Linked DNA regions of Mus musculus: region 2 is linked to region 1. The links are chromatin loops, found by intact Hi-C in ENCODE. Cell type or tissue: heart. All regions are shown on one strand. Links, peaks and the distances in the headings refer to the core of each region. The heading gives the core; the rest is flanking DNA. Region 1 overlaps Gm31505 (a long non-coding RNA gene). Region 2 holds the start of 8430419K02Rik (a long non-coding RNA gene).

Region 1 (16,487 bases), core at 5,524-13,523:
CAACACAGCGCCTTCTTTAGAGAAGGTTTAGTAGACCTTCTCTAAATATTTATTGAATGAGCAAAGGAAAGAAGAAATATTGAATTCATAGGCAGTCAGTTTTTCCACACCATTTTAATTGAATCTTCCTTGCTTTTGTGTTTAAGAGGAATGAATTAAGCAAATCAGAGAATCATGCAGTCACAGTCAGTGGTTTGGTAGATTTTTGGAGAGAAGTAGTGCCCCTACCATGCATCTATTTCTTCATCCTTTGCTTCAAAGTCTTTTGCACACTTATAAAAAGCAGAGCCCCTGGCTAACTCCATATTGTGAAATCTCAAAAGACTAGAAAGAAGTCAAACTGAGTTTGTTACTTTACTTATTCAAAAGGGTGAAATAACTAAGTTGCTAAATAAAATATAGGAAGGCCAATTAAACTAAATGTCAGATAAACCATAAGGAATAGTTAAGAATTAGTATGTTATAAATACTATGTGACACATATTCGGACTAAAGTCTGTCTGCCATATACCATATACTTTTAGTAGACACCATAGACTTTTTCTCTCCTAAATGTGACAACACTGAAGTAAAGCAAATATTCTAAGTGCCAAGTGTTTCTATACAGATGCTGGTAGATTCAAGGAGCCCTTGGTTAAGAGACAAGTGTACAATTATCTCAATGCAGCACTGTCTAGTAAGGTCCAACATACTTCAGTTCACTAAAATCGTACCTTTAAAGAGTGTAACTTCAGTCAATCTGTTTGTTGAATACTTCTAATGACAGCTTTGCAGAAAGAATATATTTTGTATTGTATAGATTCATCACCTGTCAACTAAATAACCTATGGCCTATGGCTTAGGCAGGAAATAGGAGGTGGAACATCAGGAGGCAGAAAGAATCCTGGGATAGAGTAAAGCAGGAAATTCACCGGGGAAGATGTAGTGAGACAGATATATCATACCTAAGCATAGGTAACCAGCCATGTGGCAAAATGTAGATTAAAATGAATGGATTCATTTATGATCTAGTCAGAAATGTGCCTAGCTGGGCCGGTCGTGGTGGCACACACCTTTAATCCCAGCACCTGGAAGGCAGAGGCAGGTGAATTTCTGAGTTTGAGGTCAGCCTGGTCTACAGAGTAAGTTCCAGGACAGCCAGGGCTACACAGAGAAACCCTGTCTCAAAAATTAAAAAAAATTTTAATTTTTTTTTAAAAAGCCAAAAAAAAAGAAAGAAATGTGCCTAGCTATATGTCCAAGGTATTTATAAATTTATTTTTGAGTCTGAATATTATTTCTGAGATCATGGGGATGGGAGGAATAACGAGACCCTAACTTCTACACAACATGTTGCAGGCAGACAATGAGATATTGTGCAGAGAGAAATGCAAAGCCACAATACTCACCAAGAGGCTGAAGTAATGATTTTGCAAGACAATCACTTCTGGGAAGAAAGAGCCTGCATGTTTCTACAGACATACTAAGATCAAGAAAAGACAAAATGACTTCTCAAATGGTTAGTGTTTTTGGTAAAATGCCAACTGTCTTCTTAAACTGTGAGAGAAGTGCAAGGCTTAGAAGGGCAGAAGATTGAGTACCGACTGTTTGTATTTATCTTAGATCAGAAGAACCAGAGGCTGTAGGAAACTATAGGCCAAGTCTTCATGGTCTAAAGAAGAAGTGCCTGTCCTGAAACTTCAGGTTATGTTAAAAAGAACATAATGACATATTTGTTGCAAATCAGAGGGTTGATATGTTTGCTCCATGAGATCTGACAATGCACACACCTGACTTAGATTTTTGAAACATGCAAGATTATTTGTAAACTAAAATTGAGCCTCTTCCTCCTGATTCGAGGCCCCTTTGATATCCGGCTATCAAGCAAAGCTCTGTTTCTGAGTTTTCAGTGCATCAGATCTGACAGGAGTGACTAAGAGACGTTTTGCAAAGACACAAACACTAAATCATGATTCAAGATCTCAGAATAAGGCACTTTCTTCCAATATAATATCAGATAGTGAATAGTACTTCCAAGATCTTTATAGAGAGATTGGCAACTATTTGTAGCCATACCTATTATAAATACTGTGTCTTAGAAACCATTGATCAATAGACTATTTGCTGGTTAAAAAATATGCTATTTGTTCCAAGGATAGCACCATATAGGCACCATTGAGCTTTTCATTTTATTGATAGCAAACTACTAGAGTCTATGAGAATTTAAATAATCTCCAAGAACAAGAATCTAATGCATGCTGGGAAGATAGCTTACTGGCTAAGAGCTTCCTGCTATACAAGCTTGAAGAACTGAACTTGGATCCTACAGACTAGAGTAAAAGCATGAGTGTGGCCGTATATGCCTGTTGCCCAGTCCTATAGGCAGCAGAGCTAAAAGGATGGCTAGGACTTCCCAACCAGTCAGTCTAGCTTAAATGCTGTGTTTCAGGTCCAGTGAGAATTCCAGTGTCAAAGGAATAAGTCAAGGTTGTTGAACGTTACAGTTTGGATACCAAAATTAAAAGCAGTAAGTTTATCAATAAGGAAAAAAAAAACCTGTTACATTAAACTACAAAAATTAGAATTCTCCTGAAAACTATATCCAAATAAAGGGGGAAAAATAAAACACTCAGGTCATGAAACAAAATAAAATTTAAACCAGAGAAAGGCTAAAGACACCCTGCTTCTGGTCTTGTAACACAGATTAAAATCACCTCCTCCCCTCTTCACAGCTATGTGACTTTGGCAACCTTCATTGACCCTCTGTGCCAGTCTCCTCCTCTAGAGAATAACTATAGTAGTGGAACCTGCTTCATTAAATGTTATACTCCATGTGACCTGCTACATAAACAGCCTGGCACAAAACAAGAGCCCATAAATATCAGCTCTTATTTTTTATTACTGTTGCTGTGTGTTATTAAAATGGATATATAGGGCAGAATGAGAGTGCTGTATCCACCTCTGCATTTTTCCAGGTTAATATTCCTGGACACTACAAACCCCAGATGTTTTCTCCTAAGTAGACCTTTAAAATGACCTGACAGAAGTTGCCTTTGTTGTTTGTTTGTTTGCTGTTTTGCTTTTGGAAGCAGGTGCTCACTTTGTGTAGCTCATGCTGCCCTTAAACTATGGCAATCCAAGGTGGCCTTAGTTCCCTGAATGCTGGGGTCAAGGGGAACCATATGTGGATAGCTGCCTACTAACCCACTTTCCTTGGATGAAGCACAGATGTCGATACCAGGCTCACCCCAATTATACTGATGTTTTCAGCATTGTCTGAGATCAGAGAAATGATCAGGCTTGAGGAAACAGGAATCCAAAAAGGAATCTTACCCAGGTGTAGCTGGTTAGACCTAATATTCAAGTAGCTGAGACAGAAGAATTATGAGTTCAAAGCCAGCCTGAGCTACACAACAAGATGCAACAATATCAGTGGTCATGATGATGATAGTGATAGGAGGATGGGGAATAGAGAAATGGAAAACACTGGGAAAAAGAAAACATATCACTCTTCCCACTGAATATTCCTACAACCTTACGGTGGGGCAAACAGTGAACAACTCCAAGGTTCATCAATGTTATTCTGAAGCAAAACTGACAACTAATACATGTAGTCATTTATGCGTGTGCATGCTGTGTGTGTGTGTGTCTGTGTGTGTGTCTGTGTGTGTGTGTGTGTGTGTGTGTGTGTGTGTGTGTGTGTGTTCAGGAAGAATGATGTAGTCTCCTGAGGTAGAAGAAATGTTACATTGCTTAAGCTTGGCTGCTCCAACTCCCAGGAATAGTTAGGTAAGTTTTCTTGGTGAAGTGGTAGGTGCCAATTAGACATAGTCCAGCTCAAGGCAGACCGTCCACACTCCTTCAGTGTGGAATATAAAGCTGGCGAATCCCACTGTCTGACACCAACCTCCAGACCTGGGTTGACTGCATTGGTTTTCTTCTGCAGAAATGTACAGGCTATTTTCTTACCCTTCCCCTGAGCTAGGATATGGAGATTAAAATGTACCTACTGAGGAGGTAATGCATTTGATATTAAGGATCCATCCGTGTGTATGTCTTTGGAGTATAATGGTTCCTTTGGAGCTATTATTGCTATGCTGTGAATAGATATTAGGAAGAATACTCACAGAGTGGCTAAAGGAGATCACATATTAACTACTGTCAGACTTTAACATTATTCAAAACTGGGCTTTTTTTTTTCTTTGTAATTCCTGGGGTTTAATGCCTCTCTACTTTGTAAACTGAGCACTTTTCAAAGAAAGCTCTGAATTCCTACAGAGCTTTCTTTAGGTGAGCTTTGATCTTTGCAGAGCACCTATCTTGTGTCTCTGTAATTGCCCTGCTTTAACAAGGCTCCCTAGCACGTGGAGGGGAAAATCCTTTTATTAAGGCTATAAACCTAACTGACCACGGTGATGGAGTGCACAGCTTGGGGGTAGCCTGGAGCTCCCCAGGAAAGGAGGGGGAAAAAAAGATGGGGAAGTCTTCATGTTAAAACAAAATGAAATATTTATTAAATGTGTTTCCGGTGTTGCAGGCGGTCAGGAGCTGCACTGTAGGCCGCTGAAAGGTTTGTGAATGCTGATTTCAACAATAGGGTAAAAGCTAAGGAAGTTATGCTGTATTTTTGGCTAAAGATGACAGCTCCGGGTTTCAAGTTGCACAAAGCAGTCTGAGGGATTAAACTGACGAAGGCTACTTAAAAGTATTGAGTTTCGGGAAGTGTGATCTTCCAATATGGGGGATTCCTCATTTGCTCTGACTTAACCGTATTAATCTTACTTTACAAATGCACGTGGTGGTTTGTATCATGTTTAATTAACTGATGGAGGAGGGTTCCAGTGGTAAAAGTGGCACCCCGCTAAGCTCTGTCCGTATGGCAAATTCGAATCACATCCTTAGCCTTGCAAGAACAAAATATCCCACGAGTCACTGATGACAGGATGTAGGAATTGAAATCAGGTCCCTCCTGTTGTTTGAGATTCCGTGGAGGGCGCCTGCCATATGCCCATCACTGGCAGTGGTGGGGGAGGGTTGGGAAATGACAGGATAAAAGAAAGGAGGATTCTAGTTTCCCCAATATGTTCAAGTCTCAGATGAAAACGATGCACAGTGGTGCTGTACAGAGGCCAAAATTCACATGAAAGTGTGTCTCAAACTTCTCAGCGAAATGAAAGGAGTTTGTGGTGGTTTTGATATGCGCCCTTTGTTTCCTCTGTAGAAAAGGCTGCTGGGGGGAGGGGGGGTTGACAATGGCTAGGTGAAAATGCTTTGGGATTGAGTTTGATATCATGTACAGAAATGTGTTTACTTAAGTCGTTTTTAAATAGAATGTATTTGTATTAGGTTTGACACGGATAACGTCTTTAGAGTTTAACTTTTTTTTTTTTGAAGTGGGAATTTGGAAATTGTCTAACTTACCTCAAAAGTCTGTAATAACTGATGTTTAAGATAAAAATATAAGTTAACTCTTGATTTTCTTAACGATTTAATCATTTTAAAATGCATTTTAAGTACTTTGGTATGATAATAGAAGCTTGAAAATGGGTAAAAAATCAATTTTGGTCCTTAATATGATGACAAGCAGACTTGTATGCGCTCTTTAAGTTTTTTTTATTATTTGCACATCACAAGCTTATTGTAATCATCTTACAACTTAATCTTCTATTCTGATTTTTCTCCCACTTCATATCTTGCCATTTATTTCCCACATTTTTGATATAAACCCATCATTTTTATTGACAGCATAATTTTCCATCAAATGAATGTTATTTTTTTTTAAATTGTGTGCGTGTGTGCACGTGGATGCTTGAGTTTGCTATAGGCATGTGTGCATGCCGTGTGGTATATGTGGATACCATGAGGTTGCCAGTGGGAAGTCTTTTCTACTGAGTTTTGTTAGGCAGGGTCTTCTGGATTTTTCTCTTTCTCAACCCTTAAGCACTAGGATTACAGGCACACACCACTCTACAGTCGTGAGAATTAGAGATCTGAACTTGTGCCCCCATGCTTCAGACCAAGGAGTTTGCCCACTGGGCCAAGCCCACTATCTTCCTTTTCTAACCATGCTCCTGTTAATTAAAATTAAATTAAAATTAACAGGATGATTAAAAACCTTCTAGTTTTGGTGTTACAAATGTCATCAAGACAATATTTTGGTAGGCATACATTGTTCCACGTTTTAAATCATTGCCTTAGAAAAGATCTCCCTCAGATGCACACTTCTTTAATAAGTGAACATAATTCTGTTCCAAAAATAAATGGAAAATAAAACACTGTGAAACCCTCGCTGTTGATTAAAGTGAACACGTACCCAATTCATGTGCACTTCTATTGTCATCACTAAAAAAATTTTCATTTTTGCTCTGGTGTGCCTGAGTGTGCTTTTCTTCAAGGTAAACATGCAGAGATGATGAAGTTAGTCCAGACTGTCTCACTCTGCCTTAGGTATCAATGACATTTCAATCTAGAAAAATGGTACTTTTGATGAGAGTGTTTACATTTATAACACTTTCAGAGAATATTACAAATAGTCAAATAAGTGGAAACAGAGCTTGCCTATTAAGAGGGCCGTGCTTTCAGTTAAATCTGAATGGTGCTTCTATTAGCTAATAGTCCCAGATGATTTCATGGTGCTGATGTAGAATATGATGAAGTGGATAAATTAGACGATGTATTTTTATCTAGCACAGCTTTGGAATTTGAACAAGGAATTCACATTTTTCAACTGTGCTGGCTATCTGCTCAGGAAGCTTGCCGAGAGAAAAAACACCTCTACCATGTCAGCCTCACAGCATCTTTTAAGTGAGCATTGTTCGGGGGTGTCTCACTACAGAGCACTAACTTTGAAAATTCAGGCTGCAGTCGTGGTTCTGATTTTTTAATTCAGTTCACAGTGATGTAAATTTGTTTTTAGCCATTCTTTATTTTGAGAAAAATATATATAATTAAAATTTCTATTTTTTTTTTCAGCCAACTTTATCAAGAGTTCATCTGGTCTGCTTAACTTGATTTGTTTTCAGGAAACACTGCCCGATTCAGTCCAAGTGTGCATGAATTAGTGAACACTTTCTTGGATTTTAGATTGCTAAAGTGCATTTCTCATTTGCTCTAGTCAAATTTATTATTGCTCTTCAGTAGCAGAGCATCCTTTGTTTCCCAACTCTATTCCTTTCAGTGAAACCTATTTCCTTTGTGGAATTGAGAAAACAAAAGGTGAGCATTCTCAAGGAAATACTGGATAGGACAGTCTAACAAAGTGCACTGTACCATATTGGCAGTGAAAAGCCTTGCTTATTTAGTAGTCGGCTAGTTTGGTGGTTAAATAATGCTCTTATTTTGGCATTTATTGTATATTTGTTCTAAATAAACATAATTTATGAATATTTTAACACATGCGTACTCAGTGGGGTGGGTTCTCACACTGATATAAATAGAATTAATGAGCAGTCAGCTGCCACATACCATGACATATGACCCGGCAGCAAGAGCTCAGAAGTGGTTCTCATGGCTTCAGAAAACTTTGCCCTTAGTTTAACTTCTTGAAACTACGTCTTATTCTCCCCTCATCGTGACAGAATCCAGGTTTTGCTAGAAGAGTCTAGTCAGATGTTGAGACAACCATTTGTCTTGCCTTCTTTAAAGCAAAACAAAAACACATGGAGGGCTTAGCTCCACTCAGCTCAACTTTGGGACTAGAGTCACAGAAAGATGAATATTTTATATATTTCTACATGAATTGTCTCTTATTCCCATTTTTGTGACAATTAACATGATTATGCCAGTTGCTACAGATCTTTACAAAGAAAAAAGAAAACTTCCAAGTGTTTCTACATTTTAAAACAGATCTGACAGCCCCTTGAGTGGGGAAAACAGGAAAACAGAGAACACATCATTTTAGCCAGTTACCTACTCTCCTTGAAAACAAAGCAACAAGCTGTTCAGCAAGCCTAAGAAGATTTTATTTTTTAAGGAATAAGCCCAGCAGTAGAAAGCCACCCCATCAAGGAGTAGGCGTGGAAATTAACACTGGGATGCAGAATCTTCAAATTAACAGGATTTAATTTGACAAAGAATTATTGTTGTGAAGATGCAAAGTAGAATTTAAGAGTCACCTTTCTTCGATTTTTTACGGCTTTATTATAGGCAAAGCAGAAAAATAAGGCGAGCATGTGCACCGTGATGCCCAGATGATCTGGCAGGACCGCAGTCTTGGCAAGAGACTCGGGCTGTGCTGTTTATGCACACAGATGGAGGGCGCAGCCTTTATTCCTCTTCTCATTCCAAAGGGGATGTTTGAGGCCCCTCTACTCCCACCCCCACATTTGCAAACACACACTCTCTCTAAACGAAAGCTGTGTCCTAAAAGGGCAAGTCCGGTATGCTTTAAGGAAGTGAGAAAAAAACAGGACACCATTCATTCTCCTGACCACCTCTTAGAGGAGGACTTCTCACTGACTGAGGAGGCTGGGGCCGGATGAGTTTCCCCAGAGTTGCTCCCCTGGGGAATCCCCTTTCCACTGCAAAGTAAATGGGCACCACCTAGTGCTCTTTCCAGGCAAAGGCTGTGAGTCTTGGTCTGGATACAAGTGGGCGCTTGGGATCGCTGGCCTTTACAAAGGTAAAATAAAAGGAGGCAGCTGTCTTCAAACCTTTTACCTTCTAAGGATGGGTCGAGAGGGAGGGGCAGTAAGGAGGAGGAGGAGAGAAGGAGACGTAAGGGGGAGGGGGAAGAATAAGAGTCTTAATGAAAGCAATGCTTCCAAATAAGGAATTTTCTTAGGGCTGGTCTTTGTTAATAGTTTCCTCTTATCTTTTTTTTTTTCAGTTCCCCCCCCCCCGCCCACCCTTGTTTATTTAAAGACAGGGCTTCACTTCCTAGCTCTGGTTGACCTGGAATTTCTTAAATAGATGAGAACTCTCAGAGATCCCCCTGCTTCTGCCTCTACCTTAGCGTGCTAGGATTAAAGGTATGCACCACCAAGCCTAGCTTCCCTGATCTTCTGCTTTTAAAATCATCCCAAATCTGAGAAATAAAGTCTTTATTTCCCCATATGCTAATTTCCCCCTCACCTTGCTCTGTTTCTCTTATGGTTAAGCAGAGAACATTTCTAAAACTCATTCACTATAAAACAAAGGAGGTTCTAGTAGCAATGTGCCCTTGGCAGCCAAAATCCATTCTAACAAGGAGTCTCTCTGGAGTTTTCCTAACACAACAAATCGCACTTATGAAAAATGATGCGTAGCACAGACTCTTTCGAAGCACAATAAGATCAAGTTAACCACTCATGCCTCTAGGAAAAAGATCTAAGAGGCTTTATCCGATTGGCAAAATGGACCTGGATATCAGCTCAAGGATTGAGGACACTTTGATAAAATTTCAAAGCAATGAAGTCCGATTATCTGAATGATTGCTTAACCCCTTTAAAATATAACTTGGGGAAGAACAAGATTTTTTTTTTTGAACTCATGGTCTGTCAGAGAATAGAAAGAGCTACTTTATACTGTTTGCTTTTTCTATAGCGTTTTGCTTAGAAATATTCTTAGCACTACTGCTTTTACAGAGTAATGATAATCATTTCTTTGTTGCTAAAAGTAGGTAATTCTTCAATAAAATAGAAATCTTACTGTACAGCAATGTGGGAAGAAATCCTGGGGAAAATACCACAGAGAATCAAAGAGACCGATGCCTACTGCTGCTCTGGAGCCAGTGACTGGGGCATTAAAAAAAAAAAAATCAGACAGAAAACAGGTTGTACAGAGGTGAATTAACATGACTAAAGCTTCTCTTGATGAAAAACCAAGAATCTATGCAGAGAAACCTGGAAGAGGGTAAAGAAAATGCAGTCCAAGTTTCCAAACACTTTCTACTGACTAGATAGAACAAAATTACTTTGACAGGTTTTCATACCTTCACTTTAACGTAAAAATTTTACAAGTCCAAAATGTTCCTATCTTTAGCCATTTTGCCGTAATTTAGGATATTAGACAAATGATTTACTTGACATGTTTTTGAAATTACAGAAGAAGAAAATTCGAGAAAAGGAGGGGAAAAGTCCTCCATCGAATTCTTCGTGTCACATTTGCAACTAGGAACAAATCAGCAAACAAGCTGACCTCTGTGCTTTCAGGGTAAGAGGTGAAGTGATGGCTTAATGGTAAAGAACACTTGCTGACCTGCAGAGGACCTGGGTTCGATCCCCAGCACCCACATGGTAGCTCACAACCATCCAATAGCTCTAGTTCCAAGAAATGCAGGGTCCTCTTCTGGCCTCCATGGGTACCAGCAATGCTAGTGATACACAGACACATGCAGGCAAAATAGCCAAAGACATAAAAAGAACAAATAAAGACTAAATGACGGACCTTGTCCTAAATTTAAGTTATCTGAATTAGTCAGCTGAAGCTAATGAGTACTCCTAAGTCAATGTGTTTCAAATATGTAATACGCAAGTATCGTAAATTGTAAACTCAATATTGTAAATTAAATATTGTAATATTCTATCTTAGAGTGATAGAAAGAGGTAAACTTAGGCACCTAGAAATGAAGGCAGCGACTCCAACTCCCCCAACCCAATGTGTCCATCATCCATCCCATCTTGTAGTTAAAGAAAAAACGAAAACATTTTCTTCCCTACCTCTTGGCCCTGACCTTTGCCCTCTGGCTGCCTTTCTGTAGGTGCCTGAGTTCAGGGAAGCCCTGTGGTAATGGCAGCCTGAAATGCTAATGTACTTCCCAGCTTTCTCTTTGTTTTTTTGGTTTTTTTTTTGGTTTTTTTTTTTTTTTTGGTTTGTTTTGTGTTTTGGGTTTTTTTTTTCTTTTGGTTTTTGGTTCTCTCTCTATATATATATTTTTTCTTTTATTAGATATTTTCTTTATTTGCATTTCAAATGTTATTCTCTTTCCTCATTTCCCTCTGAAAACCCCACTATCCAATTCCCCCTCCCCCTGCTCACTAACCCACCTACTCCTGCTTCCCTGTCCTGGCATTCCCCTACACTGGGGCATTGATCCTTCACAGGACCAAGAGCCTCTCCTCTCATTGATGTCCCAAGGAGCCATGAGTCCCTCTATGTGTACTCTTTATTTCAGTACTGGCTCAGTAACAGAAGGATGCTGTCATCTGTTCTCCTGGCAAAGGGAACCTGTTCAGCTCTTAGTGACAGTTTCTTAAGTTCTGGTATATCCATGGGTGTTTATTAAAGAGTAGGAAGGAGAAAAGGCCCGGAAGAGGCAAATCAGTCTCTTCCTATTTTGTTTCTTCTCCCTGGAATCCAGCAGAGCATCCAGCACAGTAAAAGAATCCAAGCAAGGAATATCAAAGACACGCACCGGACTGGAGGGCAAGGTGTGGTGTCATCAATGGAGCCTTCATGTTGAGCTCTGGTAGTTTCTCATCTGCCAAGAGGAAGCTGTTCTCTGGCCAACCACAATAGCACAGATCTGCTCAGCAACAGGACTAAAAGTAATCCGTGCTCCTACTCAAACACGTGACTAAAAGCTAAAGCTCCAGGCTGGAAGCTGGGCAGGGTGGCAGAGGTCTATGCCGAGGCCAGATGACTGTGAACCTGAGACCAGGCTGGGCACCATAGCAAGATACTGTCCCAGAACAATAAACAACGAATCTGAAAAGGAATGAATGAATGGATGGGATGGATGGGTGGATGGATGAATGAATAAGAAATTTCAAAATAGGGTCCTAGTTATTTGTTGGGACTGGGTAGCTCAGAAGACACCGTCTATTGTAGCTTTAGAGAGCACTTGCTTTGCCTCAGTCTAAATTTAGCCAACCACTGGACTTCATACATAGTACATAAAGTCACCTTCACTACCTTCCTGTGTGATTCCCTAAGTTTGAACACATGAGGAGAAAAGTAGGGCTTCCTGTGGACAGGAGCAGGAGAAAAAGGTCTTTATTGCTGTTGGTTTATTTGTTTGTCTGTTTCAAGAGACTTGTTGAGAATGAGTGGATTAATGCAAGCTCTTTTGCATGCAGTTTTCAATGAGTTGGATATTGGAAGCCAAATGTAGCCTGCTCTGGAGCCCTCCTTTGCCAGTCCATTCACTGTCCAAAACTCACAGTGAAGAAACCAATGCACACATACATTACTGAAACAAACTGTCATGAAAGAATGCTTACCTTTGTATGTGCAATTTGCCCTGGACATCCTGGTCTAGTATAATTCAATTGTCATACATTTCTGACTGCTATCCATTGAATAAGCCTCACTGCCTGCTAATGGGACAGCACCCACCCTTTAATAAACACTGCAGTGTACCCAAACTCTATTGCAAAAGGGAGTTTGAAATATATAGTGCTTTTCAAGGCAGAGTAACAGGGTAGTGGTCAGGAGTTTTCTTGCAGGTAGTGCATGGAACTTTCTTTTTTTTTTTTTATTAGGTATTTTCCTTGTTTACATTTTCAATGCTATCCCAAAGGTCCCCCATACCCACCCCCCCAATCCCCTACCCACGCACTTCCCCTTTTTGGCCCTGGCCTTCCCCTGTACTGGGGCATATAAAGTTTGCAAGTCCAATGGGCCTCTCTTTGCAGTGATGGCCGACTAGGCCATCTTTTGATACATATGCAGCTAAAGACAAGAGCTCCTGGGTACTGGTTAGTTCATATTGTTGTTCCACCTATAGGGTTGCAGTTCCTTTTAGCTCCTTGGGTAATTTCTCTAGCTCCTCCATTGGGAGCCCTGTGATCCATCCAATAGCTGACTGTGAGCATCCACTTCTGTGTTTGCTAGGCCCCGGCATAGTCTCACAAGAGACAGCTATATCTGGGTCCTTTCAGCAAAATCTTGCTAGTGTAGGCAATGGTGTCAGCATTTGGAAGCTGATTATGGGATGGATCCCTGCATATGGCAATCACTAGATGGTCCATCCTTTCGTCACAGCTCCAAATTTTGTCTCTGTAACTCCTTCCATGGGTGTTTTGTTCCCATTTCTAAGAAATGGTAAAGTGTCCACACTTTGGTCTTCGTTCTTCTTGAATTTCATGCGTTTGGCAAATTGTATCTTATATCTTGGGTATCCTAAGTTTCTGGGCTAATATCCACTTATCAGTGAGTACATATTGTGCGAGTTCCTTTGTGATTGGGTTACTTCACTCAGGATGATACCCTCCAGGCCCATCCATTTGCCTAGGAATTTCATAAATTCATTTTTTTTAATAGCTGAGTAGTATTCCATTGTGTAAATGTACCACACTTTCTGTATCCATTCCTCTGTTGAGGGGCATCTGGGTTCTTTCCAGCTTCTGGCTATTATAAATAAGGCTGCTATGGAACTTCCCACCAATGTGATGTAGGATTTTCACCTAGGAAGTAAGATCTGTCATATGTCAACTTTACTACTGGAATGCCTTCATGGTCTTTATCAGAAACTTCACATTCTGAAGACTGCAGAGATAATGCTGAGGTTAAGAGCATGTATTGCCATGCGGAGAACAAAGTTTTGGGTTCCAGACACCTGCATTCCAGCTTCAAACGAACTGATACTTCTGATCTCCTCAGGCATTGCCCTCAGGCATGCATACATACAAGACACATGGCACACAGGCATCCATCCATACATGAACATGGACACACAAGCATGATTAAAAATAAATTTTAAAATAAACACATTTCCCATACTAACCTGCCATCAAATATCACAAAAGATGAAGGAACCTGTGGCAATGACTCACGAAATTTACATTTCTGTCATGTGTTAAAACCTAGGATACCCAAGATATAAGATACAATTTGCTAAACACATGAATCTCAAGAAGAATGAAGACTGAAGTGTGGACACTATGCCCCTCCTTAGAATTGGGAACAAAGCACCCATGGAAGGAGTTACAGAGACAAAGTTTGGAGCTGAGACGAAAGGATGGACCATCTAGAGACTGCCATATCCAGGGATCCACCCCATAATCAGCTTCCAAACGCTGACACCATTGCATACACTAGCATGATTTTATCGAAAGGACCCAGATGTAGCTGTCTCTTGTGAGACCATGCCGGGGACTAGCAAACACAGAAGTGGATGATCACAGTCAGCTATTGGATGGGTCACATGGCCCCCAGTGGAGGAGCTTGAGAAATTACCCAAGGAGCTTAAGGGAACTGCAACCCTATAGGTGGAACAACATTATGAACTAACCAGTACCCCGGAGCTCTTGACTCTAGCTGCATATGTATCAAAAGATGGCCTAATCGGCCATCACTGGAAAGAGAGGACTTGCAAACTGTATATGCCCCAGTACAGGGGAACGCCAGGGCCAAAAAAAATGGGAATAGGTGGGTAGGGAAGTTGGGGGGAGGTTATGGGGGACTTTTGGGATAGCATTGGAAATGTAATTGAGGAAAATATGTAATAAAAAATATTTAAAAAAATTAACTAGAAAAGTCTATGTCACCTAATTGGTTTGAAGAATCTGTATTCAAATCAAACTCTAAAAATTAACATTGGTGTAACATAATGCTCTTGTCTAAATTTAAGACTTAATTCAGATTTTACCAAGTGTTTTAATAATGCTTTTATTGTTTAAAAGAAGTCATGGAATAGAAACCACATTACATTTTCATTTTTCTTTAGTCTTTTTTTATTCTGAAACACTTTTTCAGCCTTTCCTTAGAAAATTGCTTTTATTATCAGTCTTTTGCAAAACATAATTAAGAGGATAAATATCATTCCAGGCCAGTGGGTTTGTACTGATGCTTTGCAGAGAAGTTTCTGTTCCTTTTGTATGCTTCCTTTCCCATGGAAGACAGTGTCCCTCTGGCCCTTTGGATCTTTTAGAAATCAGGAACTGCAACACAGAATGTGAAGAACATGCTGAAGAGTCAAGGGATCTATTATTCTGTAACCGATCAGCTCATAGATACCCATAAGATAGCTGTCTCTGAAGCTATAAAACTACACCCAAAGTACCCGAAACAGTGCTAAGATTCTCAAAAGAGAAGCATTTAGGGCATTTTAAGGGTCAAAAATATTTTTTAAAATGTAAAAAATCAAAACAAAACAAAACAAAAAAAAATGTTCCTTTCTGTGACAGCATATGTAGACACAATTTGTAGTTCCTCGATGTAAATACTTAGGACAGGAGTATTTGCAATTAGTAAAGGGACATTATTTCTTTAGTTTATTCGGATAAGAATAAAATCATTTAGAACAGCTCTCTCTCTCTCTCTCTCTCTCTCTCTCTCTCTCTCTCTCTCTCTCTCTCTCTGTTAACACTGAAGATTTCAAACACTTTAACCATTTAAAGCACAGTGTCTTTTCTTTCACAAGGTATGTCAGCAGTTTTGTTTAAGGTGCTCAGATACACCTATATAGCAACAAGCAGCTACGTTAACACCAAAGCATCCTCCTGTCTCTCTTTCTGGAGGCCCAGTGCAAGCTTTCCTGAAATATCTTCATTGTATCTTACTGCATGAGTGAAAACCCACCCTGAGAACAGGATCACTTGCTGTGCTCCTCCCCACGGCCTCCCCACTCAGCCCTCTCTCGACTCTATGGAAGGAGGAGGTTATTAGAAACTGAAAAGAAAATTCCCAAATAGGCCAAGCGAAGGTTTCACAATTGAAAGCGAAATCTACAAACTACTTAGCTTCATTTCTTAGCCAGGCTAGTGGTATATGAGCACCCTTGCTCTCAGCATCCAAGGCAGAAGGATCATGAATAAGGGGGAAACTCTTGAGTACAAGGCCAACCTGGGCAGCATAGTGATGATCTTGTCATCTCTAAAAACCAAATCAAACATGAAAACAAACAAACAAATGAACAACAACAAGAAAAGATTAAAAAATAAAAACCAACCACACATGCATAAAAACCAACTATTGTGCTAGGTGACTTTTTAGACCTATTTTAAAAGTACAACAGTGCCCCTGAAGTTTAAATTGCCCATGCTGTAGTATGAAGCGCAGTTAGTAATGCTGAGCAATCAAGCCCTTGCTTGCATCTTTTGCCACTACACAGTTGTAATATAGAAGCAGTATAGAGGTCATGTGTCCACCTGAGTTGCTCAGATTATAGTGGTCTGATTGCAAAAGCCCATTCAGATGGAAGAAGAGACAAAGACAATTACCCTCTGGAAAGAGTGTCAAAGGCTTTATGTTCTCAAGATGAAACGGAGAGAAATAGTTTGCTGCTGAAGGATGATGACTTAGGAGTCTTTTGTAGAGAAAATCCTTTGCTACGATTTAAAGTAGGATTCTTGCTTGGTACAGAGTGGAAGATTGGAAGGGGTAGGTTTTTTTTTTTTTTTAACATTAGTCAGAATGTTCAGGAAGTTTTTAAACGTGAACTCTAAGGAAATGGCTGGTCCGTAAAAGATCAACTGAGCCAAGTAATGAAACCGGAAGTGGGTCATAGAGTGATCGTATTGCCAGTGACTCTGGAGGAAATACAAAAGGCCAGTTAACAGTGACATGGGTCACCTTCTGAGTAAAGGTAGACATTAATGAAAATTCAGGAGAGGACACGATTTATACAGTGCAGATTGTGCTATGGC
Region 2 (16,487 bases), core at 5,372-13,371, 860 kb before region 1:
TGATGATGCATGGAGGACAGCCCCACCCTGGAATGCCAATGTCAGCCTCAAGCCCCTCGGTTCTTAACACAGGAGACCCGACAATGAGTGCACAAGTCATGGACATTCACGCTCAGTAGCTTAAGGGAATATGCGTTGTCTACAATGGTGACTGATCTCGAATCAGGTCTTTTCCTGCAAGGACTATGGAGTTCCATTCTTGACATCTACTTTGGACCAAGGAGCATCCCTAGTTCTTCATAGGGACTCTTAAAATGCAGGAGAACCATCCGAAGTCAACTCGGGGGACATGCAAAAATAACTATATAAGACATTAAAAGAACAAAGAGTGAAATATTGTAAATGCTATTATACTGTTATCCATATTACGTTGTTTCTTATAGATTTTTTAAAAAAAATGTGAAATTTTTCCACACTATGTGTGTTGTTTCCATAGCTGTTCACTTCCTCCAGAAGCCTCCTTACATTAAAAAGCCTTACAGTTATCCTGCAAGGGACAGGAAGGTCTGATTTGCAGGATTTTTAGAGCATTAAAATAACTATCAGGCAGAAGAATCTTTCTTCTTGCCTAGGATTTCAGCCATGTGCGTGCGCTCTCTCTCTCTCTCTCTCTCTCTCTCTCTCTCTCTCTCTCTCTCTCTCTCTCTCTCTTCTCCTCCCTCTCCCTCTTTCTAGCCTGGGGCTTGAATTTGCATGTCTAATTCATTTACTCACCATATTTGAATTGGCCTGAACAGATGTAAATCGGGAAGGATGGGAAAAACTGCAGTCACCAACAATGATTAATCAGCTGTTGCAGGCAGTGTCTTAAGGAGACTGGTAGGAGGAGGCATGGAAACCCAAAGGCCGTGTGTGTTTAGAAGCCTAACTGTCACATCAAGCATCATCGTCCCCATGCAACAACAACCATCACCTTATACATCACTTCCTGTTTTATGCAGCTCAAAAAACATAGACTGAAGATTTATTTTTTAATATGTTGACTTTGTTTCTCAGCAAAGCATTGGTCATGTGTGTATTTTTCCATAGTCCCACCTTGGAGCATTTATGTAGACATTGTAAATAAATTTTGTGCAAAAAGGACTGGAAAGATGAACTGTATTATTGCATTTATTTTGTTTTTTTTTTTGTGAAAGTAGCAGATTAGTGCAAGGTGGCATGCATATAAGGTTAACTGAGTGGGGTACGCTAATTATACTTTTTGTTGTGGATAAAAAATGCTTGTCAATAGCCTTTTTCTATCAAGAAAACAAGGAGCTAATTATTAATAACAGTCATGGCACACTGTGTCCTATCTTAGCATTTAAAAGTATGCAAACTCCAGGTCCAGCTTCAGTCATTGAGTGCAGTCATGACGTCAGACTCCAGAATGAAAAGGTTATTTTTTGTCATTCTGACTTTACTGCTTACAAGATGTGTCCCTCAAACTTTTAATGATTAGTACAGCATTTTTAATGATAACAAACAATTAGCTCCCTGGGCCATATGTATTTGAAAATTGTAACCACTGAGTAAATTATTTAACAATAACTACTGGATTAAGATGACTTAACGAATTGGTAATACCAACAAAATTAAGGGTTAAAGTCACTAAGCTAGCTGTAGCCTCAGACTTCATTCAGTATTAGTCGCCTACATGATCAGTAAAATCCTGCTGTGACAGAGCTGAAGCCCACAGTCAGCCTTTTGCCAGGGATGTTATCTAGGGCCAGCAGTACATGTTTATTAAGAAATTAACTATATAAAATTGAAGAGACCAGACTTCAAAATCTAATTTTTATAAATATGCTCTATGTTCTCATTGGATAAAACTGGTTATTAACCAATTTTCCAGAACAGCTGTACAGAATTTCTGCATGGCAGCCAGCTAAATGGTTCAAAATAACATGTTTAAGCTGCAATAGCTTATAATTTCACTTAAATAAAATCGCTGCTCTAAAAAGTGCTTCATAAAGCTAAGGGAAATATCCAAATATTTTAATGAAGGCAAATTAATTTTTTAAGAAAACAGCCTTTTGGTTGCTTTGGGAACAAAGGATGAGTCAGAAGCCTTAAACTCTAGCCTGACATTCAGACCCTTGTCACCTTATAAACTGCCCACAGCAATCCTGTTTTCTATTTGGAAAGAGAAACCAGCTGTGGGTTGGCTCTACTCAGTAATGGTAATGGTGAGTCACTGCCTCACCTGCAGGAGCAGAGGTGTGCACTCTCACCTTTTGTTTATGGGGCCTTGTTTCTGACACGTGGGTGTGCAGAAGAGAGAGGGGGTGGGGGAGGGAGGGAGAAGAGAGAGAGAGAGAGAGAGAGAGAGAGAGAGAGAGAGAGAGAGAGAGAGAGAGAGAGAGAGAGAGAGAGAGAGAGAGAGAGAGAGAGAGAGAGAGAGAACGTGAGAGAGGTTGCAGCCTGGTCTCAGAGCTGTTGCCCACCTCGCCCTGCTCGCCCCCCCAAAGATGGGACTGTTTAACTTTCCTATTTTGGCCCCGAGACAATTCTACGACTGCATAAGAGTCCATATTAGTGAAATCATTTTCTTTGATGGGTGGTTAGTTGCAGTTAACAACCATTTATTTACTTTTAAAAATAATAATAAACTTTATAAACTAACCGTCCTTTTACTTCTGCCTCCCCAGTACAAGCCCGGTGAGTCAGCCTTTATTATCCTGGAGGCTCTAGCCTAGTTGGGGTAGGAGGGGGCGGGGTGGGGAGAAAGCCGGGGAGGGGGGAGGAGGGGGAAAGGAGAGGGTGGTGAAAAGAACAGGGGGAGAGGCTGGGGGTGGAGGGGAAGAGTGAGCGCAAGCAAAGGGGGGCTGGGGAATGTGGAGATTAAAAAGAATCATGATCATTAATGTCTAGGAATTAGAAAAAAATAAAGCAAGCTTTTGTGCCATGGTTTCCCCCCTCGGAGTGAGGATTGTGCGAGCCTTGCTCCTCAGGTCTCTCTGTTCCTGCCCCTGACACCCTCCCGTTTAATTCTGTTTTAGCTTTTCCTCTTGTAAATTTCAGAGCCAGCTTTGAGGTTATTGACGACACTTATCGGAAGGAGGAAAATAATAGAGGTGTGGAGAGTGGTTTTGATGTTTCTTAAAGGACAAAAACAAAACGCCCTCCCCTAAACAGGGCACACAATTATACAGGCTTCTTTTTTGGGGGTGGGGGTGGGGGGGTGGGGGGAGTCCGCTGGCTGAATGAGACTAGTATGACTAAGTTTCTTTTACAAAAAATTTAAAAATGTTACCCGATCATATTTAATCAAATGTAATTATAACACATTCAAAATGAATAATATGCCTTGGAAGTATTTTTATTGTTATTGTTCATTGCACGATGTTCGACTGCTTTAGAAGCACAGGAAAGAAGCAAACGCGCTACAAATGGGGAATTACCCTCGTTTAGCATTAAAATTCATTTAGATAAAATTGCCACAAACATTTAAATGGGAAGATTAGTTCCCCCTCACGCCTTATTGCACTCGCTCAATGGTTCCGTTAAGAACATTTTACACGTTGGAAATTCCGTCTTCTCAGACGGCTTGCTGTTTCCTAGTTACACACATTCAAAGCAAAGGCTGCAGCCACGGCAGCCGCAGCAGCGGCAGCAGGGGGAAAAAGTTTGGCAACTGGTCTGCAATTCATCCGCTGCGCCCCTAGTTTCCCTCCACCCTCCCCAGTTCCCCCCCATTAACAGCCCCCCCCCCCGACTTATGTGTTCGAAGAGCCCGGCCTCGAGGAGCCAAGGTTGGTTGTACAGTATTGACAATATTAAACTACAAAGAAATGGAAAGAAGCCGGTGGGTCCCTCTCTGCGTCTCCCGCTTTTGTACGAGGCTGAGGGTTGAGTGCAAATGTGCCGAGTCGCCCGCACCCCGACCCCAGGGCCGCCGGGCGCGCCGCCGTGGCCCGAGACGTCTCCAGGAAATTCGCCACTGCTCTCGCTAGCGCGGTGGTGGAAACGTGTTAAAGGCTCAGCTTGCAAAGTCCTGGCACCGTCCAGTCCCTCCTGGCCCTCTTCTCGCCCCACCCCTCCCCCCGCCGCTCCCCCCCCCCCCCAGCCCCTCACCCCTGTCCTTTCTTTTGAGCCGCAGGAAAAGAGGAAAGTCGTCTTCTACTGCCACCTTTTGGGGATTTGGAAAAACGACGCAGTAGGAGACCGGAGGGAGGCGGAGCGCGGCAGTGTGTTTTGAGGGGGCGGGGGGGAGGGGGGGGGAAGAAACCCCCTTATGATCATGCGTCGGAACTGGCGCCCTTAATCTGATGCTTAAATATTTGATGTGGAAAAATTACCCATAAAATTAGTTACTAACAATTTCAAATTGAAATCACTTATCGAATTATAAGCGCATTAAAGCTGTATGGATGGTATTAGGAGTTCCTTTGGAGGCTGTCTCCTCTCGGGGAACCCGGCCCACGAGTTTTACCGCGGGGAGAGGCGTGCTAGGTGGAGCCCTGGGGAGACCAAACGACAAGGACAGCAGTTGGGGTGCCGGGTCCTAGCGGGCCTAGAGAAGATGGATCTGGGTATGGGGATCGCATTCCGGGCAGAAGCGCATACTGAGTAACTCCAGGGACAAAGTCCGAACGTTGTGAAAGGGGAAAACTGCTCTTTTACGCTGGAATTCCGAGCCTTCAGTGATGCTTTCAGCTCCCCCTGTGTAGGCGGGAGGGGGGTGTTGGGGGTGGGCTGAGAGGAGTTTTGAGATGTCTCTAATGAGACCGCCGCGGCCGGCTCACCCAGCTCCAGCCGCGTCTCAGACTCCCTTTAGTTTCCCTCTGCACGACATCGGGGCTGGGGCTGGGGCTGGAGCTGGTACGTGGGCGGGTGGGTCTCAGTTGTGATCCCACACTACTCCGAGGTACTCGGGGTCTGCAGAAGAGTCCTATGCTTGCCCCCATCCCCACCTCCGCCATCTGAAAGTCAAAGTTAAGAAGAATTAACTGTCTCGGTAGCCTGGGTGTCCATGAGTTAGCGCAAAAGCATATTCAAAGACTTCTTCGGCTCACTCTGGGCTCCGTCAATTGGAACCCCTCAGAGTGGTTTGTAGTTGCCAGAATGCTTTCACAGGACTTTTCCAGACGGAGCCCCGGCTTCCGAATCCCAGGGCGCTCATGGGAGCATGTCGGTGAGAGCTTGGGCCCTGGAGGCTGCCTTGAACAGTCAGGCTGGGCAAGAGGGTGAGCTTCCAGAGTGTATAGCACTCCGGTAGAATGGAGAAGAATAGTGTCACAGTGTGTTGGGCAGAAGCTCCTTCAAGTTTCCTTAAAAGTCCTAGAAACTTCCCCCACTTTGGATCCCACAGGCCCTCGGCCCTTGGGAAGGCAGTTAAAGCAGAAATTGGTGATATAGGTTCTCAACGGGTGTTTGGACCGTAAGCAGGGAGGTGTGGGTTTGTGTGTGGGGCGCCCAGTTTGAGTCATCATTTTTCCTGGTCTCTTCTGTGCTACCCAGCACCCCCTGGCCCTTTGGCAAACCATACCATCAAGGGTAGACGCAGCATTAGAGGCTAAGAGCTCTCTGGTTGGGGGAAAAGATCTGGGCGGGAGAGTTGGGGGTCTTCCTGGGAGACTGAAGCCAAGAAATAATGGGAAGGGTAGGGTTCTCTTTCACATCGAACCAGCCTCCCGCCGCCCCCCCAAAAAGTTTAAAACATTCTCTTCCAAGGCGGAACTGAAAGAAAACACAAACAATATATTGGGCAATCCGCTAGACGTTTGCGTTGTAGAGTCTTTGCCCTAAAAATGATACCCTAGGGTTTTAATAGGGAGATGGGAGGCACTTTTAGGGGCTTGGTTTAGCTGGTGAAGAAGTAACTCCTGTGCTGCTCACGCGCTCAGTCCACCTCAGGGAATTCCGACTCTGAAACTCTGGATTTAGTTTTAATCCAGTCTTCCTTTGATCAACTGTATAATTCCTAGCCCTGACCACCTCTACCCCACACTGTGTTCATTAGGACCAGTGACTTTATTCTCTGGGAGGAAAACTACTCCCAGGTCCTAGCCCATTAGGAAAGCAGAGAGTAGAGTCACCTGCTTCATACACCTACGGGTCCTCTCCCCGGCGTCGTTTTTCTGGCTTGGCACCCTAGCTTCAGGCAGAGTGTACCGGAGAGTTCAGGATCCCACTGTCTGCTTTCTCTGGGTTGGAGACATGACTGAAAGACAGGATGGCCAACTCTCTGGCTCCCCTTCTCTCCTCCCTTTCTTGCTTTTCTGCCTAGGCCTCCCTCACACCTCAGCACTTTTCTCTTCCACCACCCTAAAAGTGACAGGTTCTCCGAATTCACCTGAAGACCCGAGGCTCTAACCTCTCCCAGTCCCCGCAGGCATTGGGGGTGGGGGTGGGGGTGAGCGGCGAGCGCCGAAATCGCTGCAAAACCCTTCTGCCAACCTCACCCACTTTTCTGGATTTGAGTAGGTGACTGCGCATAGAGATCCCCCTTGAAGACGTTGTTGAGCATGGTCTAGGCTTTCAAAGAGCCGGATTCCTCCCTTTCGGGAGATCGAGGGTCACTGATAACGTCACCTCTAAAAAACCTAGGAAGGCAGCAAAGACCCCAAGTAACCGGCTCCTACCACTGCTGCCTCCCGGCTCAGAGCAGAGACCAGACACTAGCAAAGTCCCTTTTCTGGCAGATCCGTGAGGCGCCACTGTGCCCCTGGAGACTCAGTTTCTTCTGGGGGGTGCGGGGAGGGAGGTGGGTGGGTGGTAAACAGCGTGTGCAAATCAAATCCGATTTTTGAGACGTGCATTTTCAGGTGTTCTAAAATGCGAATGGCAAGGTTTGTGTGCCCGTCTAGTGGGGGTGGACTAAGGGGAGGAGTCTCCCACTGCTTGCTTCAGTCTTTAATGTCTGAAATAACGAAATGTCTGTGTGGCAGCTGCTGCTAGAGCCAAAACTAACTCTTTGGAAGACGGAAAAGAGTGAAAGGCAAAGAAAGACTGTTCATTTTATTTTTTCCTTTGGTGCCTTTTGGGATGTCATCTGTTTCCTTGGCGACTGTGTTCAGCCCCCGGAGCCCCTGGGCTCCAGGATTGTTAGGGGGGGAAGCATGCTATTTCTGCACCGTCATTTATCACTGTCACAGCATAATGATTCCCCTTGCAGCCCCTTATTGATGTTTGTAATTGCATTATCTCATAAAGGAAGATGATCAATGAAACCAAGCCGTGCATTCTGGGGTCAGAGGAAGCCAAAGTACTGTTTGTCCCCTTTAATACAACAAGTACTCATTATCTTTAGGTCTGCATTCGAAAAATGATCTGATCTGGGGCTGACCCTGCCGGACATCCCAACACTTTCTAAAACGCGGTTTGTGTAACCTTTTGCTTAAATGCTAAATCAAGTACCTGTCTTGCATTTCAACGAAAGGAATGCTGAAAGAGAATGAGAAAAGCATCTCTTCCTTTTTTTCCCCCTCTCCGCCTGTATTTTGTTTTGTTTTTCCCCGGGGCGGGAGACGCATGATCTTCCCCAAGACCCGTGAGATTTTCCACTGTAACTCCTAAGAGCTGTACTGTAGGAAAGGCCCCATCAAAAAGGGATCTAATGAATGAGAGGAATTGGGAGTGAAGGGAAGCGAAGCCGCCAGAAGCTTCGAACAAGGTCGGTATAAAAAGTGCAGAATAAAACCACATCCGGTTTAATTAATAAGAGCAATAAACTGAAATAATTCCCCATGATTCTGTGCTTGCTTCTGCCTTTTACAGAGCTACAACTCTCCTCTTTAGATAAATGATGTGTGTGTCTGTTTGATTCTCAACAGTAACCAAATCAGTGGCATACTCTGTTTCCAAACCCACCTACAAACTTTAGCAAATAAAAAAGTTCATTTGTCCATTAAGGCAGTATTTAGTTGAGTAGCAATGTCCCACTAATACTGAATGGAGTACATGTAATCCCATGAAAATCAAGTCATCTCGTTGTACTGGAGTAAATAAAAAAAAATACAAAGGAGAAAAGATCCAAGTGTAATTTCAAACTAAATGCATTATTGGGCTGTCAGAGTGAAAACCTGATTGTTTGGGGTGGAAAGGAGAATATCAACTCAGCTCACATTTAACTTAAAGGTTCGAGGAAGGAGGTGTGAGCTCTAGATTTGGTTGTTCTTGTAATTTGTAGGAAGAGGAGAGGCTTAGACAACTCTAAATCGTTTAACGACAGAGTTAAGGGGAAAAAAGCTTATTCTTAAGCATTTCTATGCTGAAATGGAGTGCCCTCTCTTATGTTAATAAGATCACCAAAATAAATAAATAAATAACTAGGAAGGGAGGGAGGGAGAAAATAGGAAAAGAACAGAAAGAATAAATGTTTTCTTTTTTTTTTAAAGTGGTAAAACTCTAAATTAAGAAGTTAATGTTCTAAATGAAAAACCAAAATGGAAAACTTTCAGCATAGTTAACAAAAAGAATACTTAAAGTTTGTTTGAATAACCTGACACCTTGACATACAAGCTTACACTGAATGATCATAAAACAGAGAGATAAGATATCCCTTCGTGGAAAAAATATAACATTATTAAGCTAAAAAAGTTTTAATGTATTGTCCACCAAATTTTTCTTCCCAAGAAGAAACATTTATAAAATATTACCCAGAAATTGTCCAGGTACTTTGAAATGGGGTTCTGTGTTATTTATATATTCTGGCATTTTCCTGCCTTGAAAATGCTCACACTGAAATGGATGCGGAAGCCACACATATCTTTAGAATAAATTGTGCATTGTTAACATAAAATATTAAAGGAAAATAAACTTTGGGCTGTGGAGAGAGGATTTTTAGCACAAATACTTTGATTTTCAAAACACACAAGTGAAACCTCTTGGTTTTTAAACAATTGTTTCAAGGGTTTCTCTTTCTGGGTTGGGCATGTGGCATTATGCACATTTTCTATGTTTAATATTTAGTGTTATAGCTCACGGTTAAAATAATGAAAAATTAGTCTCGTTTCAGAAATTATTTATTTATGGACTGAACATGATTAAAACATAAACACACAAACTGCAGCTGCAACAGAAAAACCTTGATTTACGGTTATTAAATCTTTGGTGGCCGCGTTAATGTTTCTTTTTCTACCTTTCATTTGCATTTTAATCTATCGAATCTTTACAATTTTGCTGCTTCCTATTTCAATGATTGATTACAGATCTGATATAAGGGAGAGAGACACACAAAACAAGGTTAGCTTTTCTTCTTCCTTTCCGCGCTTTCTTTTTCTCCACCCCCCTCCCCCGCCCCCCCTTCCCCAGGCTGAATTTCGGAAACTTTCTCTCAATGCTAATGTAGACAGAACAAATTAATTCTGCTCTTTTAAATGTCAGGGGTATAAATAAAAAATGTTTTCTACCCCAAACGTGAATATTTTCCCAGACGATTTTCGAGTTCTAAAAGATCACCCCAGCAAAACGCAATTAACAAGGATGGACACATCACACCACACACACACACACACACACACACACACACACACACACACACACACACACACACACACACACACACACACAGAACCTGGATTAAAGAAAGGTGAGAAGTTCACCATCTTTTCAGTCTCTCTCTCTCTCTCTCTCTCTCTCTCTCTCTCTCTCTCTCTCTCTCTCTCTCTCTCTCTCTCTCTCTTTCTCTCTCCCTCTCTCTCTCCATGGGTTCTGTTTTTATCAGTGATCTAAGTCTCACACATAGGAACCTTGTTAGGTGGGGGGTTAGCTGTTTGAACCTGCTGCTGTCGAGGGACCTACAGTGTTGAGACAAAAGGGAAAGTCACGCAGGTTCGTCTCCTTTCTTTCCTCCCCATGCGGTAACTGTCCATTTGCCTCTAATCTCCCGCTCCCGCACCCTCCTCACAGGACACCCCAGCTCCGAGGGACGCTCGAAGTCCTTTCCTCCCGGTGCGCGTCACTTTTGGAGCTGCAGGGAGAACAAGTATGATTGTGCTTTGAAAAAGCGCCGGCGGGTCGGTGGCTCAGCTCCTTGCCCCCAGGGTGGAGGGCTCCTGGGGCTATTCGGGGCTCGGGCGAGGACTGGACTTGGCCTCACGCGCGGCGGCGAGTAGCTGCTAGGTCTGCGACCGAGAAACCAGCACGAGTTCCCAGGGAGCTCAGGTGTGAACGCAGCCAGCAGTCGAGGGGAACGCCCCTCCTATGCCCTGTGTCTCCCCCCCCCCCACCCCACTTCCCGCCCAAGCCTAGGTGCAGGACTAGGGGTGTCGCGGGTGCCGGGGAAGCGCGGTGTGGCGAGGTCCGATTTCCCAGGACTGCCCAGGCTGCCGGCGTTCGTGTCCACGCGTGGCGCACTGTGCCTGCGTGGAGCGCCAGCCAGAAAGTGGAAAGAGTGGGATCCCCAAGATCAGCCACCCCATACGGGAGAATTACTCTGGGCAAACTCCCCTTTTGCCTGGTACTGTATTTGCTCGCTGCGACCGAACTTGAGTGCATCCTTCCTCCCAGAGCCCCCATGGGTGGCTGCGACCCGGGGAGGGCGGGGATGTCTCCTTAATGGGACGCACAACGTAATTAAAATAAGAGAGGGGAAAAGAAAAGGATATTTGATCCGGCCTGGCCGACTCTTTGTGCTGAAGCAGATTAAGCAGCCGGGAATAGGAAAAACAGCAAGTCTTAGACAGGAAAAATTATTGTGTTCACGAAATATAAAAATGATCCGAGAGAGCTTCACCCTCAAGGGGTGAAGATAGATCCTTGTAAAAGAGTGAAAAGACAAGACTGGAAGATTTAAAGGGAAGGAAGCGACAGATTATTAAGAAAGTAATAGTAAGGTGTCCCACACAGTACAGTTTTATTGTTGGGTAGTAACTACCCGACTTATTTATTGCTGGGGCCATATAATAGAGGTAATGACCGCAAACTCAAGATAAATTCTTAGGCGCCCCGCCGGTCAATTCTTTTTTATTTAGGGGAGAGAGCCTGAAAGGTGAGCGTCGTCGCCTCCCCTCCTAGAAGATCCGTCTTGCTTTCTACTGCATTATAAGCATGACATGCAAATAAATAAACGCCGCCGGCTTTGCGTGGGGAGGCCTGCAGGATTTATTCTAGACGAAGGAGGAACATACACGGAATATGAATTTCCGCAGGAGCTTCGGAGTGATTCCTTCTCGCTTGCTTTCCGCCGCCCTCTGCTCTTGGTTTCCCTCCCTTCCCGTGGGAGCAGAGAGTCCCCAGATAAAAACATTAATATGTCATGTCTCAACTCCTTATTCCTTGACATATATGTCTGGGAGGAATAGGGGGTATTGCAGAATGCAAAGTGGGTCCCCAAAGCAGGATGCTTAGAGGGATTGAGTTTGACAAAAGAGAAGGTGGCTCGTAATTACAATGTACAGTGGAAGGAAATGGTATCAGGAGTATGCTGGTGTCATTTTGAAATATTCAAAATGGTCCGGAAGTTTGCAGTCCTGAATGTGGGGCAGGCCTTCATCAGCTGCATCTCTCTAAGGGAGTCTCCTGACTCTTTGGGACTTGCTCATCCTCCTTGGATTCTTTTCCCTGAATCCAGTCAAATACTCCTAAGGGAAGGCCTTAGCCGCTGAGCTCAGGTACCTCCTGCCTCGAGGTGCTTTTTCATCTGTTGTCCTTTAAAACAGGCTCCTTCCCAGGTGGTTTGGCTCCCACCGGTGCCTGTCAGGAACCAGGAAGAGCACCATCTTGCTTAGATGCAGTTAACAGTCCTCCGCTCCGCTCCTATTCTTTTTTCCTTCCTCATTTGGGGAGGGGTGTAATATTCAGACATATAGTGTTTCAACCTCGCAATAACCACCCACATTCAGAACTTACTTTGATCTATGTTTGGCCTGTGGGGATGAAAATATACCTGACAATGAATTGGGGGTGGAAAAAAAAACCCTCAGAGAAAATGTGTGTGTGGGGGGGCGGGGGGGGGAGGGGGGGAGGGGGCACTCCCTGGAGGTCCTAAGGAAGGTGCGCCCGAAGCAAGCTCAGCACCACAGACAACCTCAACCCTTAGCTGGAGGAGGAAAAGGGGACAGAGGGAGAGATGCAGGCAGCAGGCTGCTCCTGTAACTTTGTAGGCTGTGTAAGGGATGTTGTTCAGGGGCAGAAAGCTAGGACAGTTCTCTTTTACAGTATTGCAGTCATTCTAACACAACTTTACCTTTGAGTTCCCCTGATTTCCAAAAGCTCATAAATTATTATCTTCAGAGCCTTCAATATTTCTTTGCGTATTTTGTAAGTGGATTGCGGAGGCCATTTATGAAGCAAAATGACACAACTTTTAATCTTTTGAACATGAAAGTATATCCAGTCAAGTTTCCTTCTCAAAATAACGAAAAATAACAAAAAAAGAAATTAAGCTGATTACATGAAAAAGTAACAAGTGTTTTGCTCTCAGCCTGGCCAGTCGCCTGTTCACTTCAAAGGATGATAAACTAATGGTTTCCAGAGTTTACAAGTAATTAAGCTATTACTTGGGGGGGGGGTGATTTATGTAACAGCTCTATTCACAGAACTTTCTACAGAGGCTAGCCTGAGAAAAATCTTCAGAGACACAGATTTTAATAATTAACGATGAAAACTATTTTCATTTAAAAAACATTGGAAGAAGTAAGGTGATACAGGTTTTCTATGTCATACACGGAAGTCATTGGGGGAAGTAAGAGGAAAATGAAGATACAATAGTCTCTCTAAAATATCAGAAAGAGAGCTAAGCTTTTCAAAAGTTGGATTTTAAACCTTAATTCACATTAATTCATCTAAATGTCAGAGACATAAGATATATGTCTATACTTTTAGAATTCTAGAAAAGAAAAATAAAACTCCAAAGAATTTTATCCTTTATAGGTCTGCTTTTGGTATCTGGGTAACAAGAAACGAGTTTTACAAAATAAGTGAATTATTTGATCACACATTAAGATAAAGAGAATGTTTAAAAACTGTTTGAAAAAAATCACTGCAAGCCTGTTATTGTTAAAGTAATTAGGTTTCCACAAATTAAGAGCGAAACAATATTCACTTCAAAATAAGGACTTTAAAAAGAAATGGTATATTTTGTAAAGTTGAGTAAAATGTATGGCACTTTTACAGGTACTTGTAATATATCTAATAACTTATGATTTTACCTTTAATTCTGTGTGTTTGCCTTGCTGTGTAGACCAGGGTGGTCTGGAACTTGTGGCAATCCTGTCTTCTGTTTCCTGAAGGCAGGAATTATAGGTGCGCAATCCCACAGCTGGCACTATTTACTACTTTAAGGTAAGTTTCTATAACATTGTCCCAGCTCTGTTCTATGACACAGAAAAGGACTGATTCACATAAAAAAATTAAAAATAATAGTATATTTATGATGGGAGAAAATGATTTCAAAGAATAACAGCAAGATGTAAATATGAAACTATAAGAGAGTATACGTAAGGTCTTATTTGTAGTTAAAAAGTTGGAAAAATTAAAATGTGTGTTGATTCAGCATCCATACTGCTGATCACAAAAATCTTGAGTGGGTTCTACCAAACATAAGGGATTTGCACTTGTTTTAGCATAGCAACACATAAAAATGAAGAAAACAAGCCACAGAAAGAAAACAAACACATGAAACAAACAAGCAAACAAAGAACAGAGCTTTGCAGGTAAATTTCTTCTCAACTAACAATCTGGATTTTTGTGGATTATACATGTAAAATGTTCTGCATGACGCAGGGTCTCGATGGCTTTGTGGACTTTCCATAAATCATGACCATTTCCATGTCTCACAGGTCAGAGTGTCTGATTCAATGTGTGCTGTGATAATTTCCTTTGATTCTAATAGACTAACAGTTCATTATTGCAAAGCAGTGCCGAAGCATGGGCTATGGGATCTCAATTGTCTACCACCTTGCAGTAATTGCCTTCTGGACACAAGGCACCCTGGGATGCACTTGTGGACACTTAGCTATTTCTACTAGCTTCATTAAAGGAAGACAATGGTGACTTTGTTACAATTGGCACCTGCAATATTTCACAGGACATAAGAGCCTTACCTTGCCAACTCAGCAGCTACTGTGATTCACACTAGACCAGGAAGTCAACTCCAGGCAAATTTGTAAGACGAATATGCTGTTATGATTAAGAAAAAGGAATTATTCTTTAACATCCTGCCAGAATCTTCCGAGGACAATTAGTAGTCTGTTTTCTGATTTCCTTGTGGTCAAAGCAGTGCTGTATTAAAGCGTGCAATGATTATTTGATGTTGTAATATAATGGTTAAGAGTTTTATAATATGCTAATATAAAATGTCCATGCTAGCATAATACACTTAGAAAAATATTTGTGTGCCATACCTTTGGATTAGTTAAAATGTCAGATGGCTAGCTTAGTGACTAGGCTTTTAGGCACTTTGGTCAGTAATTCTGACTTAATAGAATACCTGAAACATATCTTCAGTGGATCTGCTTCCCGACCGTTAAATTTTATTCATATATATTTATTTTGAAAATGACTTTGCACTACAGAAAATGATGAGCTGTTTTAAACTATACAACATTCCAGTCCAGAGAGAGGGTCAGACTTTTTTTTTTTTTTCCCTAGTGGAACCTGGACTTAGAAGGGATTGCTAATTGCTCTCAAAATTCTAGGGATCTCTTAGAATTTGAAAACAATTAAAAAGTTTTTTTACTTGCTTAGTTACCAGAAGCAAATGAAAATGCCTTCATGTTTCAAAGCCTTCTCTCAGAGTCATGATGCAGTTATTGCCTGATTCCTGGGCTATAGTGAAATAGAAGGTGCTTTTACCAATTGCCGGGTGGTGATCAGAGAGACCAGAAACAACATGACATATATAAAGAGAAAAAGTGCTTCTAGCTCCTGACTTATTACCACCTCTTACCCCTCTGGAGCTAGAAAGGAAATGCTAATGCTTAATTTATTTTTAAATTTTGTGTTATTCTACACGGGGTCCTGTCCTAAATCCTTTCAAACTTTTAGCATACCACATTAAACATTAAACAACAACAATAACAACAAAATTAACGAGTTTTGTGTTTTGAAACCGTGAAAATCCAGTGTATAATCTAAGCAATGAGAAGGACATTGGAGATTCTGAGATTACCTGCCCATTGTCCCTATCCTGAGAGCTGCTCATAGGGTACAGCTGATAAGAAACCACAACACCAACCTATAAGCCATCCTTGCTGTGAGCACACAGACTTTAACTCAACAAGCAGGAGAAAGGGAGCCACCGAATGCCTCTGTGGTGGGCTGAGATAGATGTCAGTTTTGTATTAGAGTTCTGTTGAGCAGAAACCCTTCTGTTTATTCAAGGTCAGGAATTTAATGCACGGAATTGGATACAAAGAGGCCAACCAGATGTTAGTATGTCAACTCAGAGGTGAACAATAGCAGGAAATCATTACCAAACCTGGACTGGACAGAGAGTGCGAGAGGAGCAGATTCCAGCAGGCAAGCTCAGGCTGTGACAGGCATAACCAGGGTAAGCAGATACAGTGGAGAAGTAGGAGGGAAAAGAGAAACAAGCCGCATTCTGGAGTGTTTGCAACATGGAGTAGAATGCACAAGGCAGAGCATTGAAGGGGAACAGTTCCAGAAATAATGTGGCTTCCTGGTGACTATCACCACCAGCCTTCTGATTTCATGTTTCTAACTGCAAGGCTCCCCTATTAATTTTGGAATGTGGTTATTTGTAAATGTTAAAGAAGGCATGTGTGTGTCAAGGAGAGTATTTGAAGAAGTGTCAGTGAATTGAGAGAGAAAGTAGTTTATAATTACAAGTACCCAAGGAAGTCAAAACCAAGAGGCAGATATAGGACATAAGTTGAAAACTGAAAGAGCTGAGGGCATAAAATAGCTTAGTGACTTTTGTAAAATATTCACCAGTTAACATTATTAACTTTCTTAGTCTCATAGATTTTAGGGGTAACACCATGGAAATATACGGTGTGTGTGTGTATGTGTGTGTGTGCTCGAGAGTGTGCAATGCTGCTCACAAAAGAATGGCATTTCTACAAAAATGTGCAGTCAACTTGCTGACCGACTTCAGTTAATTTATACTGGGATTTAACCTAGTCACAAAACAAGTTGGGCCATTCACCTAGTCATTTTCATGAGCAAACTACAATTGCTCAGTAGCCCTAAGGAGACAGTGCTAGTTTGGTGTCCAGAAGCATGGATCAACTCTTGCACTATTCGTATAGCTCAGTCTTAGTAAGAATGGGTCAGTCCACGACAGCACAGGCCTCAGGTTCCTGAGTGATACCTTGAGGGAAATGTGAATAAAAGTGGAGAACTCAGGAAATAGTAAAAAATATGCTGCCGTGAAAATGGTGGGAGGAGATGGTGGGAGTGGTGAACAGGAAGACACTTAAGAGATGGTACAAGTGTAGACAGGAAGTGTAAAGATTAGTCATGGTATCATTTCTTCCTTGGAATGCTGAGGGAATTGTGGTCTATTTTCCCGGGTAGTAACTCCAGAAGAAGGGACAGGTCAGACAGAAAGAAGCCAGCTTATCAAATTGGAGATGATTATTATGGAAAACTGGCTC

The links. A loop is a pair of places that touch in the nucleus more often than their neighbours do. Peaks named below come from ENCODE experiments on the same cell type or tissue, not always from the same donor. Only the 100,000 strongest peaks of a DNase experiment are listed, where the experiment ranks them.
Region 2: a loop joins it to region 1, with 6 times the contacts of the local background. A loop is called at or near these places in 6 of 42 quality-filtered maps.

The regions. Positions count from the first base shown.
Region 1 is chr11:18,003,273-18,019,759 of GRCm38, reverse strand. Gm31505 (a long non-coding RNA gene) reads right to left here. Exons shown (of 3, transcript XR_381063.2): 3 at 14,582-14,780. Among named protein-coding and RNA genes, the nearest start is that of Gm31505, 12 kb to the right of the region's middle. In heart, for the core only: a CTCF peak has its summit at 8,527 (motif pointing left); a DNase peak (open chromatin) is centred at 8,469; H3K4me3 peaks cover 724 bases; H3K27ac peaks cover 876 bases.
Region 2 is chr11:18,865,271-18,881,757 of GRCm38, reverse strand. It overlaps 8430419K02Rik (a long non-coding RNA gene), which reads left to right and starts at 4,148. Exons shown (of 4, transcript XR_003949854.1): 1 at 4,148-9,756; 2 at 13,109-13,209. Meis1 (Meis homeobox 1) reads left to right here. Exons shown (of 12, transcript NM_010789.3): 12 at 1-1,330. The coding sequence ends at 119. In heart, for the core only: no CTCF peak of the experiment used is centred there; no DNase peak of the experiment used is centred there; H3K4me3 peaks cover 4,999 bases; H3K27ac peaks cover 4,811 bases; H3K27me3 peaks cover 1,087 bases.